Regions from separate parts of the Homo sapiens genome. Here region 1 is linked to region 2. A link is an interaction called in ENCODE POLR2A ChIA-PET data of the cell type or tissue named here. Cell type or tissue: MCF 10A. All regions are shown on one strand. Each heading gives the region's core, and the rest is flanking DNA. Links, peaks and the distances in the headings are about the cores only.

Region 1 (8,429 bases), core at 1,816-6,815, 130 kb before region 2:
AGTTGGGCTTATCCATAGGTGGAGACAGCCTAGACAAAGGGAAGTGTGACTTGGGAATGGAGCAGAATTGCCAGGAAGCCATGCCCTCCAAGCCAACTACAGCTACTGACCAGGCAGCTTAGCCAAGGAGAGCATGCCCTGTGAGTGCCCGTCTTCATGCTTTGGTGAACAGGGAGAGAATGAGACCTAGAGAATGAAGACTTGGAGAATGAGTACGGACTCCAGAACAGATCACTGGGATTGAATTGCAACTCTGCTCTCACAAGCTCTATGACAAAGGATAAAAACAATACAAAACAAAACAAAAACTTAATTTCTTTCTATTTCACTTATAAAGAATGATCTTGATAATTATTATACATGCACCACAGGCCGTTGTGAGGATTAAATGAGTTAAGTATCTAAAACATGTACAACAGTAGCTGACACTATATAAATAATGAGCACTAGATCATACCAGTTAGTATTTTTAATGTTGCTTTTCCCTTAGTTTTAGTTTCCTTTTTCTTTGTTTTTTGTTTGTTTGTTTTTTGTTTTTTTTTTTGAGATGGAGTCTTGCTCTTGTCGCTCAGGCTGGAGTGCAGTGGTGCGATCTTGGCTCACTGCAACCTCTGCTTCCCGGGTTCAAGCGATTCTCCTGCCTCAGCCTCCTGACTAGCTGGGATTACAGGTTTGCACCAAGATACTCGGCTAATTTTTGTATTTTTAGGAGAGATGGGGTTTCATCATGTTGGCCAGGCTGATCTCGAACTCCTGACCTCAAGTGATCCACCCGCCTTGGCCTCCGAAAGTGCTGGGATTACAGGCGTGAGCCACTGCACCCGGCCTAGTTTCCTTTTTCAAAAATGTCTTATTTGAATTAAAAAAAAAATTTTTGTAAGAGGGATATATCCATTTCTATTCTAGGATTGCTGAAGTTGGGTCTTTAGGGAGTGATCTAAATGGAAAGTCAAGTATGGTAGCAACTGAGAACGTGGAAGTTTAGGTCAAAGTGGCCCAGAGTGGGGAAACCTCTCATGGGTATAATAGGGTGACATGGTTTGGATCTGTGTCCCCACCCAAATCTCATATCGAATTGTAACCCGCAGTGTTGGAGGTGGGGGCCTGGTGGGAGGTGACTAGATCATGGGGGCAGTTTCTCATGAATGGGTTACACCATCCCCTCGATGCTGTTCTCATGATAGTGAGTGAGTGAATTATCGTGAGATCTGGCTGTTTAAAAGTGTGTAGCACTTCCCCACTCCCTCTCTTCCTCCTACCCCAGGCTTCTGAGGTGCCTCGCTCCCCCTTTGCCTTCCTCATGGTTGAAGGCTTCCTGAGGCCTCCCCAGAAGCAGATGCCTGTATGCCTCCTGTACAGCCTGCAGAACCGTGAGCCAAGTCAGCCTCTTTTCTCAGCCTCCCCTGCAGGTCGTCGTGACCACGAGACTAAGTCTTGGTCAAAGGATGGGAAAGGGATGTTTTATGTGAAACTTTGGGGTCATACTCTTCAAGGGAAGGGACACTCCCTTCTTTTTCCTGATGGCTAGAATACAATCACAGGGGTGAGCCATTCAGAACCATCCAGACAAAGATGACTCCATAGGAAAAATGGGACAACCAGATAGGTAAGTCCAACCCCCGGCAGCTCGTCAGAACAGCCGCCATTCTAGCTTCTCCTGCTGCATGAAGGAGAAGGAGACCTGTATCTTGATTACGTTTCTATTACTTTGAGACTCTGTTTTATGCAACCAAACTTATATCCAAAAAAAATTGATTTCCATAAAAATATCCCTGCAGGACCACTTATTTGAATGCCATGAAACCCCTAGAACAGAGATGTGAGCAGATGTAAACGTGCCAATCTTACGTTCATAGGAAAGTGCAGCTGCAGAGGGCAGAGAGCCCAGCTCTTTGCCAATTAAGAAAAACAGACTTCATGAGAGGCCCTGCTGCCCCAATCCTGGGCACCTTTGGCCTTCTGGTCCTGTTACGTTCATTCTTGATCTTATCCTCCTCTCCCTTCTTCATTGAGAAACGTATACTTTCTTCGTTGTTCTACTCAAGCCTAAACCATCTTGCCACCATCCCACCTTCAGAATGCCTGCAACACAATCTAGTTCCTCAGTTCTTTGTTTGTTTGTTTGTTTGAGACGGAGTCTCACTCTGTTGACAGCCTGGAGTGCAGTGATACAATCTCAGCTCACCGCAACCTCCGCCTCTTGGGTTCAAGTGATTCTCCTGTCTCAGCCTCCCTAGTAGCTGGGACTACAGGTGTGTGTCACCACGCCCAGCTAATTTTTTGTATTTTTAGTAGAGACAGGGTTTCACCATGTTGGCCAGGATGGTCTCGATCGCTTGACCTCGTGATCCGCCCACCTCAGCCTCCCAAAGTGCTGGGATTACAGGCATGAGCCACCGCACCCAGCCATTCCTCAGTTCTTATACTTGACTCAATTATCCTGAGTTTAAATCAGAGGAAACTCAACTCTGGTCTCCTGAAAAACTTTCAACTCATTTCTTCCTCTGCATCTTCTCACTATTCTGGATTTGGATTCCTCTGGTGCATAGTTCCCAGAAGGGCCCCAAAATTATTTCCTAAACCAACAGACATTTTTTTTCCTAATACACGTTCGCCCTATCTTCCTCTCCCCACAAACATGTATTAGGCTCTTATTTATTCTCTTCCAGGGATCATACCATGTTCTAACCTATGCAGACACCCACCCCTGCAAGTGCAAAGCATGAATGATCATGGGAAAAACTCTTTCTTCATAGGATGGAATCAGAATTTCAACACAATATCAAGAATTAAAGTCTAATTTCAAACAGGTAGTTGGCAGGTATCCATCAAGGAAAACTAATTTAGGACTTAGAACATTTCTGGAAATCTACATGCTAGTACCCTAGCATGTACTCTTCATCCTCATTCATTTATTTCCTTTCATTAGCAGTGTTACAGACCTCAAGTAAGTTCAATAGGAAGCCAAACTGACCTGATTAATTATTTTAAACAAACAATACAAAACTACAGTTTGCATGTTGGAGATCCCAAAGAGGCTTCTTTTCTTTGGATCACTGGAGTAATTTTTCCTTGGCTGTGGTCTCTCAGGTACTACATGAAGCTCCATGTTTTTTGGCCCTTTGCCTCATCACCAGGACAATGGGAAACTCTCGAAATTGATTAGATGAGTGATGTTATAAGAAAAAGGTAAGATTGTGTCAGAATTAACTGGCATTTCACGGTGGAATCTGGCTTCCTGTTGAGATATGGGTTTAGACACCACCTCTATCATTTGCCATCTGTGCTACTCTTAGTAAGTTAGTTAACCTTTCTGAGCTTTGAATTTGAAAAAAAACAAAAAAACAAAAGGTGGGGCTGGTGGGGGCTGGTGCGTTAAACAATAGCTGCTATGGTCGTGAGGATTACATGAGGGCCTGGTCACACTTCCCTAGCCGAATAGGGCCCTATCTCAGGCCGTCTCTGCATAAACCATGCTCTTGCCCACATTTCCCCGCTCTGTAAACCGGCTCTCAAGTGAATGCCATATTGAAAAGGATCTGATAAATAAAGTATCACTCAGGCAACATCAATAAGCTGCTTTCTCCTGAGATATTTGTGCTTCAGCATGGATATGTCATTAATCAGTAGGGTGGAGTTTCAGGTATGAATGACAGAATGGAAGAGAGGAATACTGTGCTTGGGAAGTGCCAGAACCATCGAATCATACCAGCTGGACCAGTTTATTTCACTGTGATGCAGGTTCTACTCATTGTAGAATTGTACACTGAGGTTGACACCTAAGTAACTTTGAAAAGGGTGCCTTAGGATGCACATATTATAAAACCAAAAGGATGGAGAAGTTGTCTTGAAGGTACTGTGTCTGCTCACGGTGTAACAACGGTTACAATTTAAAATTCCCCCTCAATTAGAAAAAAAAGTGAAACAAAGACCCAACCAAAAAATTAAACAGTATACAAAAATCCCTTTAGTCATAATGGCCGTAGAAACTCTAAGAATTAGTGTGTGGCATCTGCACATCTAAACATTTCTCTATAGTCTTGGGAAACTTCCACATGGCATGAGGGGACAACAGACCTGGGATCCGGAATATGCATACATCTTGCCAGTAGCAAGGGAAGGATCTGGAAAAGAGAATAAAAGGCTCTCAGCTTGATCAGAACACACCTAATCCCCTGTGGATAAAAAGCATGACTGTCATTCTTGGCCAACTGCACTTGAGTCTCCCAAATTCAGGCTGGGAAAAGGACTAGAACTTGTACAGCCCAGTGCCTGTTGAAGCCCTTTCCTACACCTCTCCTCCAGAGAAGGGATGGGTGTTCCCTGATTACAGAAATGGAGTCCAGAGTGGGCAGAAGAATTGAAGTTGGGACACCAGCATGTGGAACCCATCCCTGCCTCTCCGTGGCAACCTGGACCATGGGAAGGCTTGGCCGTGTCCTCTAGCCAAATTCCTGGGGTCCTTATATAGTTTTTTTCTCTCTGTGAAGAGATTCCTAGAAATTACAGGTTTACTTGACTTTTAACATAGTATTGAGGACACACTATCAGCTTCAAACAACTTACCATCTTCTCTTAGCCTTCTAATCCCATTACTTCCTCCGGTGGGGCTATAGGAGGGAGGGGAATATAAAACTATTTTGTTTTCAGGGAAGAAAGTGAATATGCAAAAAAAAAATTTTTTTTTTTTTTTTTTTATTTAAGCAACTGATTCAGGAAACACTTGACCTATTCACCTTCTCCTTCCTGGAACACTTGACTTGTTTTTCATAGGAGTCTTCGTGTTAGTAGGGTTGGATGGATGAGCTCCGTGAAGATAGTCACAGGCTGATTATTGTAGTCTTTGCAGGGCCAAAAAGAAAAGCAAAGAGGAGCTGGGCGCAGTGGCTCACGCCTGTAATTGCAGCACTTTGGGAGGCTGAGGTGGGCGGATCACTTGAGGTCAGGAGTTCGAGACCAGCCTGGCCAACATGGCGAAACACGATCTCTACTAAAAATACAAAATTAGCCTGGCGTGGTGGTGGGCACCTGTAATCCCAGCTACTCGGGAGGCTGAGGCAGGAGGATCACTTGAACCTGGGAGGTGGAGGTTGCAGTGAGCCAAGATCACACCACTGCACTTCTGCCTGTTTGACAGAGTGAGACTCCGCCTCAAAAAAAATAAAAGGAAAGTGAAGAGGAGTCAGGAGGAAGGGTGGGTAGCTAAGTGGCAGTGAGAAGGACGAGGATGTCTGTGAACATGGAGGGTGGCAGTCGGGGGCACACTGAGCGTGGAAGTCTCTCTCCTGAGCAGCTGCAGAGTGCCCATTGGAACATTCTAGGGCACGGAGCAGGAGTACAAACATACCACTGTCATGGCTTCCTTCTTGGCATCTGGGTGCTGAGTGCCAGTCTCTTTTAGGCTTGGCCCATATTTGTGAATACTGGAAAAAACACAAAATGGACTGGCTCACAATATCTTCTGCTCATCCTGAAGGATGAAAACTCAATATTAGCAATTCTATGCTGAAGACAAGTTCAGACCCTTCAGAAGCTCTTAGAACCAAAGATTTATTTTTTTCCTGGAAAAGACCTTAAGAGACTATCCAATAAATGTTAATATAATTCCTATTTTGTAAAGGAAGCCACTGAGGCCTAGAAAGATTAGATGATTTAATTTTCCCAAAGGTTTGCAGCCAGTGAGGGGTCGGGTTAGAAATCCAAGTCTCTCCCTGAACCTGGCAATGCTGTGTCCTACATTTTGTTACCTCTCTGGCTGACGAGTGATCATGATGAATTGCAAAAAATAAATTACTTCTGTGCTGGGAGGAGGTGGTGAGGAACAAATGGGTGGTTACTCGCAAGGCTGCCAAACTCTGCCTGGAGAAGCTTGTGAGTGGTTTTTTGTTTGTTTGTTTGTTTGTTTTGAGACGGAGTTTCGCTCTTGTAGCCCAGTCTAGAGTGCAATGGTGTGATCTCAGCTCACTGCAACCTCTGCCTCCAGGGTTCAAGAAATTCCCCTGCCTCAGCTTCCAGAATAGCTTGGACTACAGGCATACACCACCACACCCATCTAATTTTTGTATTTTTAGTAGAGACGGTGTTTCACCATGTTGGCCTGGCTGGTCTCCAACTCCTGACCTCAGGTGATCCACCCACCTCAGCCTCCTAAAGTGCTGGGATTACAGGCTTGGGCCACCGCGCCTGGCTGTGAATGGTTCTTAAAGCCCTATCTGAACATTAGAATCACCTGAAGAGCTGTGACCCAGCAGATGAATTCAATCAGAACCTCTAGGTGTGAGGTCAGGGTATCTATACTTTATAAAAGCTCCCCAGGTGATCCTAAGATGCAGCCAGGGCTGAGAGCCACTGTTCTAAAACTGTGACTCTTTTTTTTTTTTTTAATTAGAGATGGGGTCTCAATATGTTTACCAGGCTGGTCTTGAACTCCTGGCCTGAAGTGATCCTCCCATCTCAGCCTCCCAAAGTGCCAGGATTCCAGGCATGAGCCACCACGCCCAGCCTAAAACTGTGATTCTTGTAAGGCAGCAGTCCCCAACCTTTTTGGCTTCAGGAATGGGTTTCATGGAAGACAATTTTTCCATGGACCAGGGGTCAGGGGGCATGGTTTCAGGATGATTCAAGTGCATTACACTTATTGTGCACTTTATTTCTATTATTATTACATTGTAATATATAATGAAATCATAATACAACTCACCATAAGGTAGAATCAGTAGGAGCCCTGAGCTTCTTTTCCTGCAACTAGATGGTCCCATCTGGGGGTGATGGGAGACAGTGACAGATCATCAGGCATTAGATTCTCATAAAAAGCATGCACCTAGATCCCTCACATGCACAGTTCACAATAGGGTTTGCACTCCTGTGAGAGTATAATGCCAGTACCCGTCCATGGCCTGGAGGTTGCGGACCCCTGTGATAAGGGACAGGTGGAGGGCAAACAAAGCCTCACCTAGAGCCGTGGCCCCAGTGAGCATGCGTTAGACTCAGCTGGGGGGCTTGCTGGATCCAGCCTCAGATTCGACACGTCTGGGGTGGGACTGAGGATTTGCATTTATAACAAGTTTCCTATGTGATGCTGATGCTGCTGAGTGGGGGCCATACTTTGAGAACTGCTGACCTAGAGGTAATTTTCCACACCACACCTGTCCGGTCCCCATCCTTAAAGACTGCTGTATCACCCAGGTGAACTTGGGGTGCACAGGTGGGGAAGATGGTAGCTCTGATTGAGAATCCAAGCAAAACCGATTACGTAACACACAACTCTGATGATGGAGGGTGTGACATCTTTCAGGAGTCTCAGAGCAGACAAAAGTTGCCAGCTAGCAACCCAGAGCATGAAAACCAGAATGAGAAGCTGATATTTGTTTCCTGTGCTGAAAGTAAAGTTTCTTGAAACGCACACTAGAACTGGTTAATTTTTGGAAAACAGCCATGCCACAAGAAGGCTGTAAAGGGCCTATTTGGCACCATGGCAAGCCAGCAACCAGGAGCAAGACCTTTATCTTAGGAAACCCAGTTGCCAGGAACTCAGGGGCCTGTTTTGACCTACACAGGGCTTGTTCCCAACTCCCATACCTCAGTATAGAGCAATTGCCAGGATTTCAGCCGTAGGATGGAGTCTGAGAATGTCTGATCTCAGAGGGAAGGCAGCAGGAAAATGAAAACGCGTTGAGAGTGGCGGCCCCTAGTTCTCCAAATAGAACAGCCAGGTCTCACCACTCCCTGGATTCCAATTCTTAAAAATGAACCAGGCCTGCCAGGCAAGGCCACCATAGCTGAAAGGAATGACGTTTGAGCAGGTAAAAACCTAACCGAAGGGACGGTTCCTGAGTGCGTGGACACAGCGTTGGCAGTGCAGTGGGTGGCAGTGGTGCACGGTGACAGGCTTCAGTGAAGCGACTCTTATAGTATAGTGGCTGTTGTGTAGGAAGGAGAACATGAAGAATCTTGAATGAACCTATGAGATGAGGTCAGAGCTACACCTAAGAAAACTTCCACGAAATGATGAAATGTTGGTACGTGCAATGACCTGGGAGAAACCAGCCGGGGAGAGGAAAATCCTGGGTCTCCAATGGAGTCATCTCCCTGCCAGGCCCCAACTGATGGGACTCGGACAGACCTTAGAGCCACGCTGTGTGAATGTGGAAAATATGAAGACAGATCCGCCCAGACATTCAGTGATTCCTTAACAGGCAGATGCAAGAATTTTGCATACCACAGTAACTTGTCCAGGTCACAAAATCCTCTTTGTGAAGTGTCTGCCTGTAGCCAGGGCAATACTTCCATGGACTGCTGTGACACAGAGTTCCCGAGGTGCTGGGAGAGCCTGCCTGTGGGTTGAAGATTTGACAATGATGTCCTTGGACCAGCTTTTGTTCCCTCAGATCTGAACTGCTCCCAAGTCTGTGGATCAATGGAACGACACT
Region 2 (8,429 bases), core at 1,463-6,462:
TTAGCCAGGCATGGTGGCGCACACCCGTAATCCCAGCTACTTGGGAGGCTGAGGCAGGAGAATCACTTGAACCCAGAAGATGGAGGTTGCAGGGAGTTGAGATCATGCCACTGCACTCCAGCCTGGGCAATGGAGTGAGACTATCTCAAAAAAAAGACTGACAATACCAAGTGCTGGTGATGATATCAGAAAATTAGAACTCTCCTATGTTGCTAGTGGGAATGTAATATGATGCCACTGCTCTGGAAAACAGTTTGGTAGTTTCTTAAAAAGTTAAATATATACACACTATACAACTGAGCAATTTCAGTCCTAGGTATTTAACCAAGAGAAATGAAAACATGGCTCCACAAAAGACTTATATGCAAATGTTCACAGCAGCATTATTCACAATCACTTAACACTGGAAACAATACAAACATCCATCAGATGGTGAATGGATAAACAAAATGCGGTATATCCACACAATGGAGTATCACCCAGCAATAAAGATAAATGAACTTCTGAGCCGTGCAACAACATGGCTGAACATCAAAAACGTTATGCTAAGTGAAAGAACTCAAGCACAAATGATTACGTACTTCATGATTCCATTTATATGAAAGTTCTAGGAAAGGCAAACTATAGAGACAGAAAGTAGATTAGTAGTTACCTGGAGCCAGAAGTGGGAGTGAGGATTGACTGCAAATTGGCATGAGGAAATGTTTTAGTGTGTTGAAAATGTTCTAAATATATAAATTTACTAAAAATAATGGAATCACTTACAATGGGTGAATATTGTGAAATAAAAAGAATGAAGAATGTTATGGTATATATAGTTCAATAAAGTTATTTTTTTAAAAAGTAGTGTTAAAACTGCAAACCAACTTCATTGGAGCTTTACAATTGTGGAGTAATTTATAGTTTCAGTTTAAGGACATTAATCAAAGAAGCATCTTAATACTCTAAAGGCTATTAAAATTAGAGACTGGAAAATTTTTTTAAATCATAACATTTTAATGTAAAGTTATTTTTCCTGCACTTTTTAATTCTCCACAGTAGGATATCAACAATTCTCAAGGAAAGTCTAAACCCCAAGGCATCCCAGACTTGCCCAAACCCTAGAAGTCAAAGACCTGTAGACGGGTATAGAATTGGTCGGGGTGAAGTGTCACTGTGGCTCTCAGTGGTGAGTGTGACAGCCTCTTTACCAACAATCTCCTTAGCTCAAGTCTGAACCCAAAAGAACGCTGGCTTTCCAGGTCTCCTGCTTTGAGGACAAGTGCTCAGAGGCCTGCTGCTCTCCTAGGGAGCCCACACCCACCAGCGGAACTAACCAGAGCAGTTTCTCCACCGACGCGTCTTCCAGGTATTTCCTTGCTCAGCTTGCCTAGCCAGGTGGCCTTGATCCAGGCAAAATCTGTATTAGTCAGGGTTCACCAGAGAAACAGAACCAATAGGGGGTGTGTGTGTGTGTGTGTGTGTGTGTGTGTGTGTGTGTAGATGAGAGATTCGTTTTAAGGAATTGGCTCGCACAATTGTGGGGTTGGCAAGTCTAAAATGTGCAGGGCAGGCAGGCAGGCAGACAGGCAGGCTGGAGACCCATAGAAGAGTTGATGTTGCAGTTTCCAGTACAAAGGCAGTCTGGAGGCAGAAATCCTTCTCCCTCAATCTTTTCCTGACTCCTGGCTCCTTCAAGCTCCTAAGACAATACTTGAGCAGAAAGGGACTATGTCTCGTGGCACTCCTGTGACCTGCTGCACACACTACCCAGGAGGCTCTTGGTAAAGGTCTACAAACCTACCAAGACCACAGAACTCCATGCAGTTGGTCATGTTTATCTACTTTCCCATCACACTCTTCAAAATATATATGTCTTAAATTTAATAATAATTTAATAATAATAACTAGGTTGGTATTAATAGATGACCACATCTATTATTTCTTTCACTGTTTTGCTATGGTTATTATCAAAACAGTGAAATGCCAAATGTGTATTTCACAAAGTGGATAAAGAACCTACACAATCAGGCCAGGCATGGTGGCTCATGCCTGTAACCCCAACACTTTGGAAGACTGAGGCGGGTGGATCACCTGAGGCCAGGAATTCGAGACCAGCCTGGCCAACATGGCGACCCCATCTCTATCAAAAATACAAAAATTAGCCAGGCGTGGTCGCAAATGCCTGTAATCCCAGCTACTTGGGAGACTGAGGCACAACAATTGCTGGAACCTGGGAGGTGGAGGCTGTAGTGAGCTGAGATCATGCCACTGCACTCCAGCCTGGACAACAGAGTGAGAATCTATCTCAAAAAAAAAAAAAACAAAACAAAGAAACAAAAAAAACCTACACAATCAAGAAATGTCTACATTTGGTTTGTTGTTTGTTGTTTTTGTTTTGAGACAGAGTTTTTTTCATTTTGTTGCCCAGGCTGGAGTGCAATGGTGCAATCTTGGCTTACTGCAACCTCCACCTCCTGGGTTCAAGCGATTCTCCTGTCTCAGCCTCCCGAGTAGCTGGGATTACAGGTGCACAACACCACTCCCAGCTAATTTTTATATTTTTAGTAGAGACAGGATTTCAGCATGTTGGCCAGGCTGGTCTCGAACTCCTGACCTCAGGTGATCCACCACCTCGGACTCCCAAAGTGCTGGGATTACAGGCGTGGCCATCACACCCAGCCGAAATGTCCATATTTGTAATAACTTCCACCATCTAGATTCTTAGAATCAGCACTTTTCTTGGAGAGTGCAGCCCAGATCAGAATGACTGCTCTTAACAATCCCTCCACCCCTCCAGCAGGGTGGTCTCCGCAGCATTTGGTCATGTATCCCCCACACCGTGGGTAACCACAGGAAAGACTGAGCAGGGAGAAAGCATCTGGTACAAACAGAGACAGCTGGGTGCGGGGGCAGGGCTGCACCTTTCAGGTGGCTGAACTTGTCATGTTCATATTTGGGAGCTGCGTGTGGACAATCTTTCACCCACCACATGAACCTGTGAAGCAGAGGATGCTGGTGTAGAGAGGGGTGAATGAGGAAGCAGACACACAGAGAGAAGCAGAATAAAATTCAGAGGGTTTCTGGTTTCCAGGTATCTACTAAAGCCCTGCTGCAGCCCTGTTCCTGCGTCATGTGGGAAACCCCCCTAAGCACCCCCACTGCAAGGGATAGTAAATCTTCAGAGCAGCATGGTGAGCTCTTGGTAACCCCATCAGTACCTTTGAGTGATCACGTAGCTGTGAAGCACGTACTGGATTCACAGCAAATATGACACCTGAAGCTTGGCTTAGGTACCATCCCTTTACCAAAAAAAAAAAAAAGAAAAAATTTAAATATAGTCTCTGAGTCTTACAGGAGGGAATCATCTCTTCAAAAAATAGTTTTAAAAAATCTTCAAAAGCACCATTTGGAAGAGTCTAAAGAACTACTCACTTAAAAATTTTTAAAAATTTTAAAAAGAACTAACTGCATTAGGGCAAAGTAAAAACTACTGTTTATTGAGCTTGATGCAGAGAGCTGAGGGCAGCTGCCAGGTAGGTCTTTATATTTTCCCTCTCATTTTACTTATCACACCAACCCTATATGATAGTGTTAGCTGTGTGTTATTGGTAAGAAAACTGAGGCTCAGGAAGGATGATTATGACTCCCAAAGTCACACAGTAGTAACCTGTCAACCTTTCCTTTCATTGATGAGTGTTATGAAGCACAACATCTTATATAATGATGCTCTTTCCTGGGCTATGATTGCCCTGAGTCAAATATATAACTAAGTGCCTGTATATTTCATTCTTGGTGAAACCCTTAAAACATGCTATTGACTTCCACTTTTTGTTGTTGCTCTTCTTCCCCAGTTTAAGGTATCAAAATGTCCAACTTCTTCATTTAGCTTCTTCTCCCTCCAGTGGAAACTTCTGCAGAATTGCACATTATCAAAGCCAGATATCCTCAACAAAATAATCGTTCAACTGCACCTAATTTCAATTAGATGAAATGAGATTGGTGATGCTTGACTTTTCCTAACAATAATGCCCAAGGGCTTCCTCGGCTCTACGACAAATTGATAGACCAAAAATCATTTCACTCAGTGCTCAGGGGCAGGAACCCAAAGAGAAAAACGCAATCACCTTTTTCACATAGATCCAGAAGAGACCTCAAGCAAGAACTGGAAATGCAGGGTTTGCTAGGATGTCAGAATGGCTGCTGTCAAGTCCAAGTGCATCATGAGCATTATCTGCAGCCTTATTTCCGCTGGCGTGGCAATGCTGGCCAGCAAAATCCTCTCTCAACCCCATTTCCTCCTTGCTCCCTCACCTCTGTTCCTGGCAGCCCTCTTCAACATGAAGCAACTGCTGACACCATGAAGAAGGACAGAAAAGGGCCAATTGCTCCAGGTCCTCAGCTGATGACGCCAAACAAGTTGGGACAAGATCAATGTGCAGCAAGATCAAAGCTCATGGAAACCCTGTGGCCTTACTCACCATCCCAAAAGAGCCTTGCACTCCCATGGAGAAACTTCACCAAGAGAGTCTGCACTGCTGTCTCAAAAACAGAGATCATGAAAACAGATGTCATCACATTCCACACAAGGCAACAGGTATTTTAGCACGGTTCCCCTGCCAGGTTAATTACTCACAGGAGGGTATGTCTTCTGTTCCCAAAGGCAGAGAGCTATCTCATCTTTAGTGTCTGACTGTTCCAGCATCCACACTGCCTGAGGGCTGGATAGAAATTCTGAATCTCAGGTCCCACCCAGGAATCTGGTTTTTATTTTATTTTGAGGCAGGGTCTCACTCTGTCGCCCAGACTGGAGTGTAGTGGTATGATCTGGGCCTTGACCTCCAGGCCTCAGGTGATCCTCCCACCTCAGTCTCCCAAGTAGCTAGGACTACAGGCATGCACCATCATGCCTGGCTAGAGACAAGATCTCACTATGTTGCCCAGGCTGATCTCGAAGTCCTGGGCTCAAGCAATCCTCCTGCCTCCGTCTCCCGAAGTGCTGGGATTATAGGTGTAAGCCACTGTGCCTGACCTGGAATCTGTTTTTTGATAAGATCCCCAGGTGATACAACCACACATGAAAGTCTGAGAGGCATTCAGCTACTGCATGCAGGAGGATAAGAATACTATGTGTTAATTGACACATTCTCTTTAGAACCTTTTGCCTTCCCCCAGGCATACATGTATTCAGTGAAAATGCATTCATTTGTCATTCAATAAATATTCATAGTGTGTCTACTAGGTGACTAAGTGTCTGGCACTGTCTAAGGGAGATAAGGGTACCCTGGTGAACCAAGCAGACAAGGGTCCTACCTTGAAATAACTCACATTCTAGCTGGGGAAACAAACAGCAAGCAAGAAAGCAAGCAAGCAAATGAAAGAGATCATCACACACCAGGAAGAGTGTTACCAGGAAGAGAAAGAGGATGACAGAAGCAGGACTGAGGTTGGAGGAGAACTTTCTAATTGGGAGGGGAGGATCCAGAAAGGCCTCTCGCCCAAAGTAACACGTAAGCTGAGACTTGAAAGTGAGAATGAGCTAGCCATTCCAAAAAGTGAGGCAAGAACCTTCTGGGCAAAGGGATGAGCTGGTGCAAAGGCCAAGAGTCAGGAAAGAGATTGGCATGTGAGGAACAGAAAAGAGGCCAGGTGGCCGGAATATAGAGTCCAGGAGTGTGTGAAGCCATCCAAGAAGTGGGAGAGATGGACAAGGCAGGGCCATTTCAGGCCAAGAAAGTCATGCCAAGGAGCTTGGATGTTATTCTAGGTGCTGTGGGAGCCACTGAAAGTGGAGAGTGATACCTTACACACACACACACACACACACACACACACACACACACACGTGTGCACATGTGCTCACTTTCCCCATTGTACAGAGTAGACTGCATAAGAAACAAGACTGGACCCAGGCAGGCTGGCTTGGGGACACAAAGGTGAGTGAGGCTTCTTTGCCTTGTCTGCGTCCTGACCGTCAAGACGCTTGCTGGGAGAGGCAACAAGGAAATTAACAAAAAATACAGTGTCATTTTAGGTGCCAGTTAATTAGGCAATATCTTTGTTAAATGTAATCAGCATGTACTCTCTGACCAGCAATTTACATATCTATCCCACAAACAAGCTGGCATGTGTGCAAAATGACATATGCTCAAGATTATTCATTACATGGTTGTATAAGCCAAAATTGGAAACAACCTAAATGTTGAGTAACAGGGAACTGCTTAAATAAATTTTGATGTATCCATACAATGAAATACTAGGTAGCCAAAAATAGGAGCAATAATACTTTCACATTCAGAGTTTCATATATTTGTGTATATGTAAAATATATGTATATATTATATGTTATATATTGTAATATATATAAAAATGTGCATACATGTATATCTATAAATATGTTAATATATGTATATATACAAATGTGTATATGTATATGCTGTATATGTAAAGATATAAATATACATAAATTTAATAATGCATATTAACTGATTAAATATAATTTATATTAATATTTATATTGCTTAACATTGATTATATTACTATATAAAATTTATGTAATAAATTTAATACATTTAATATATTTTTAAAATAATATTTAAATTTTAACATATATAAATTTTCAAGCTAATATTGTTGCATGACAAAAGTAAGGTCCATAAGAATGAATGGCATGCTACCAACTGTGTAAAAGGTTTTTAAAATTCCCACACAGGCCAGGCGTAGTGGCTCACACCTGTAATCCCAGCACTTTGGGAGGCCAACACAGATGGATCACCTGAGGTCAAGAGTTTGAGACCAGCCTGGCCAACATAGGGAAACCCCATCTCTACTAAAAAATACAAAAATCAGCTGGGTGTGGTGGCACACACCTATAATCCCAGCTACTCAGGAGGCTGAAGCAGGAGAATCACTTGAACCCAGGAGGTGGAGGTTGCAGTGAGCCAAGATCGCACCATTGCACCCCAGCCTGGGCAACAGAGCGAGGCTCCGTCTCAAAAAATAAAATAAAATTAGATTAAATTAAATTAAATTCCCATACATATACTTGCCAGGATATACCTTGAAAAATATATATTATTTTTAATACTTTCACATTCAGAGTTTCACATATTTGTGTATCTCTATGTAAAATATATGCATATATTTTATGTTATATATACATCTATATATTAGTGTATATGTAAAATATATGTATATATTATGTGTTATATATACATATATATATGGCCTTGAATGGGAGACATAAACAACTGGTAATAATGATTGCCTCCTGTCCAAAGACAGGGACTAGGGGACATTCAGTCTTCACTGTGTACTTTTATAGCATTTGAAATTTGTACCACATGAATATATAGCCAATTCAAAATAACTAAATAAAATTTAAATGTTAAATGAATGCCTTAAAATAGGTGCTAGGCAAGATGGGGGCACACAGTGCTGAGACAACAGAAGGGTATGTAGGGTGGGGGGTTTGAGGGAGAGGAAGCGGTAACACTTGGGCTGAGTATTGAAGGGCGAACATGGAAGGAGACCTCAAGGGACAAGGAAGTTCCTGACAGAGACCTGGACATGTGCGCCAACAGGGCCCATTCAAGGAAACCCCAGCAGGGTGGGCTCGCTGAAGCCCTTGGGTTCGGGAATGGCCACCAGGACGTGAGGCTGGGCTCACTTCTTCAGGATGTGAGGCTGGGCATGTCACGCCAATCAGCTGGGGCTTTTCCTGAAAGGGGAAACGATGACATGACCAGGTCTCTAGCACTGCCAGATACTCCATACCTGGCAGCAGTGTAGATAGTGGCTAGAGGCAGGGTTGGGTGGGGTGGACTGGAACCTAGTTCAGAAACTACGAAAGGACCTGACTTCTATGGGGAACAGACACAGAGAGTTTCAGATGGCATCAAACAGGTTTGGGAACCGATTCCAGGGCTGGGATGGAATAAAGGACAACTCCAACAGTCTGACCTGGGCTGCCATGATCTATGGCAGAGGAACAGGTACAGCTGATGGAAGAGGAAGAAATGACTCCGGGGGAGGTAGAGTGCTGGGTTCAAATCTCTAGCTGTAGGTCTAGGAGCAAAGTGACTCAGGTCTCTGAATCTCAGTTGCTTCATTTGTGAAATGGAGCTAATATCTATCTTAGAGGATTATTTTAGTCATGAAATGAAATGCTTTATACACAGCACTTACCATGCTGCCTGGCATACAGTATGTACTTAATAAGAGGCAGCCTTGGACAGTGTAGAAAGTACACTTGGTAGAAATGCCTCTACAACAGAGGAATGCCTCATTCACAAAGGTAGGGATTTTGAGGAAATTTTTAAAAATTAAAGGAGGATGTGTGTGATTCAATTGATCTGAAGTTTCATTTCACTGTGGTCCCTAGACCACACTTTGTAGGGTCCCTACAAAGTAGGGTCCCTAGCCCCTTACTTTGACAGGCCTGTGACCAG

The links. Peaks named below come from ENCODE experiments on the same cell type or tissue, not always from the same donor. Only the 100,000 strongest peaks of a DNase experiment are listed, where the experiment ranks them.
Region 1: POLR2A ChIA-PET joins it to region 2 with 5 read pairs; 12 of 35 experiments call an interaction of 5 or more read pairs at or near these places.

What each region holds. Positions count from the first base shown.
Region 1 is chr6:13,342,755-13,351,183 of GRCh38, forward strand. LOC105374936 (a long non-coding RNA gene) reads left to right here and starts at 8,403. Exons shown (of 3, transcript XR_926496.3): 1 at 8,403-8,429. In MCF 10A, for the core only: no CTCF peak of the experiment used is centred there; no DNase peak of the experiment used is centred there.
Region 2 is chr6:13,475,775-13,484,203 of GRCh38, forward strand. The region is part of intron 1 of GFOD1 (Gfo/Idh/MocA-like oxidoreductase domain containing 1); the gene reads right to left. Among named protein-coding and RNA genes, the nearest start is that of GFOD1-AS1, 6.3 kb to the right of the region's middle. RefSeq lists enhancers at 3,714-4,913, 8,373-8,429. In MCF 10A, for the core only: no CTCF peak of the experiment used is centred there; a DNase peak (open chromatin) is centred at 4,397.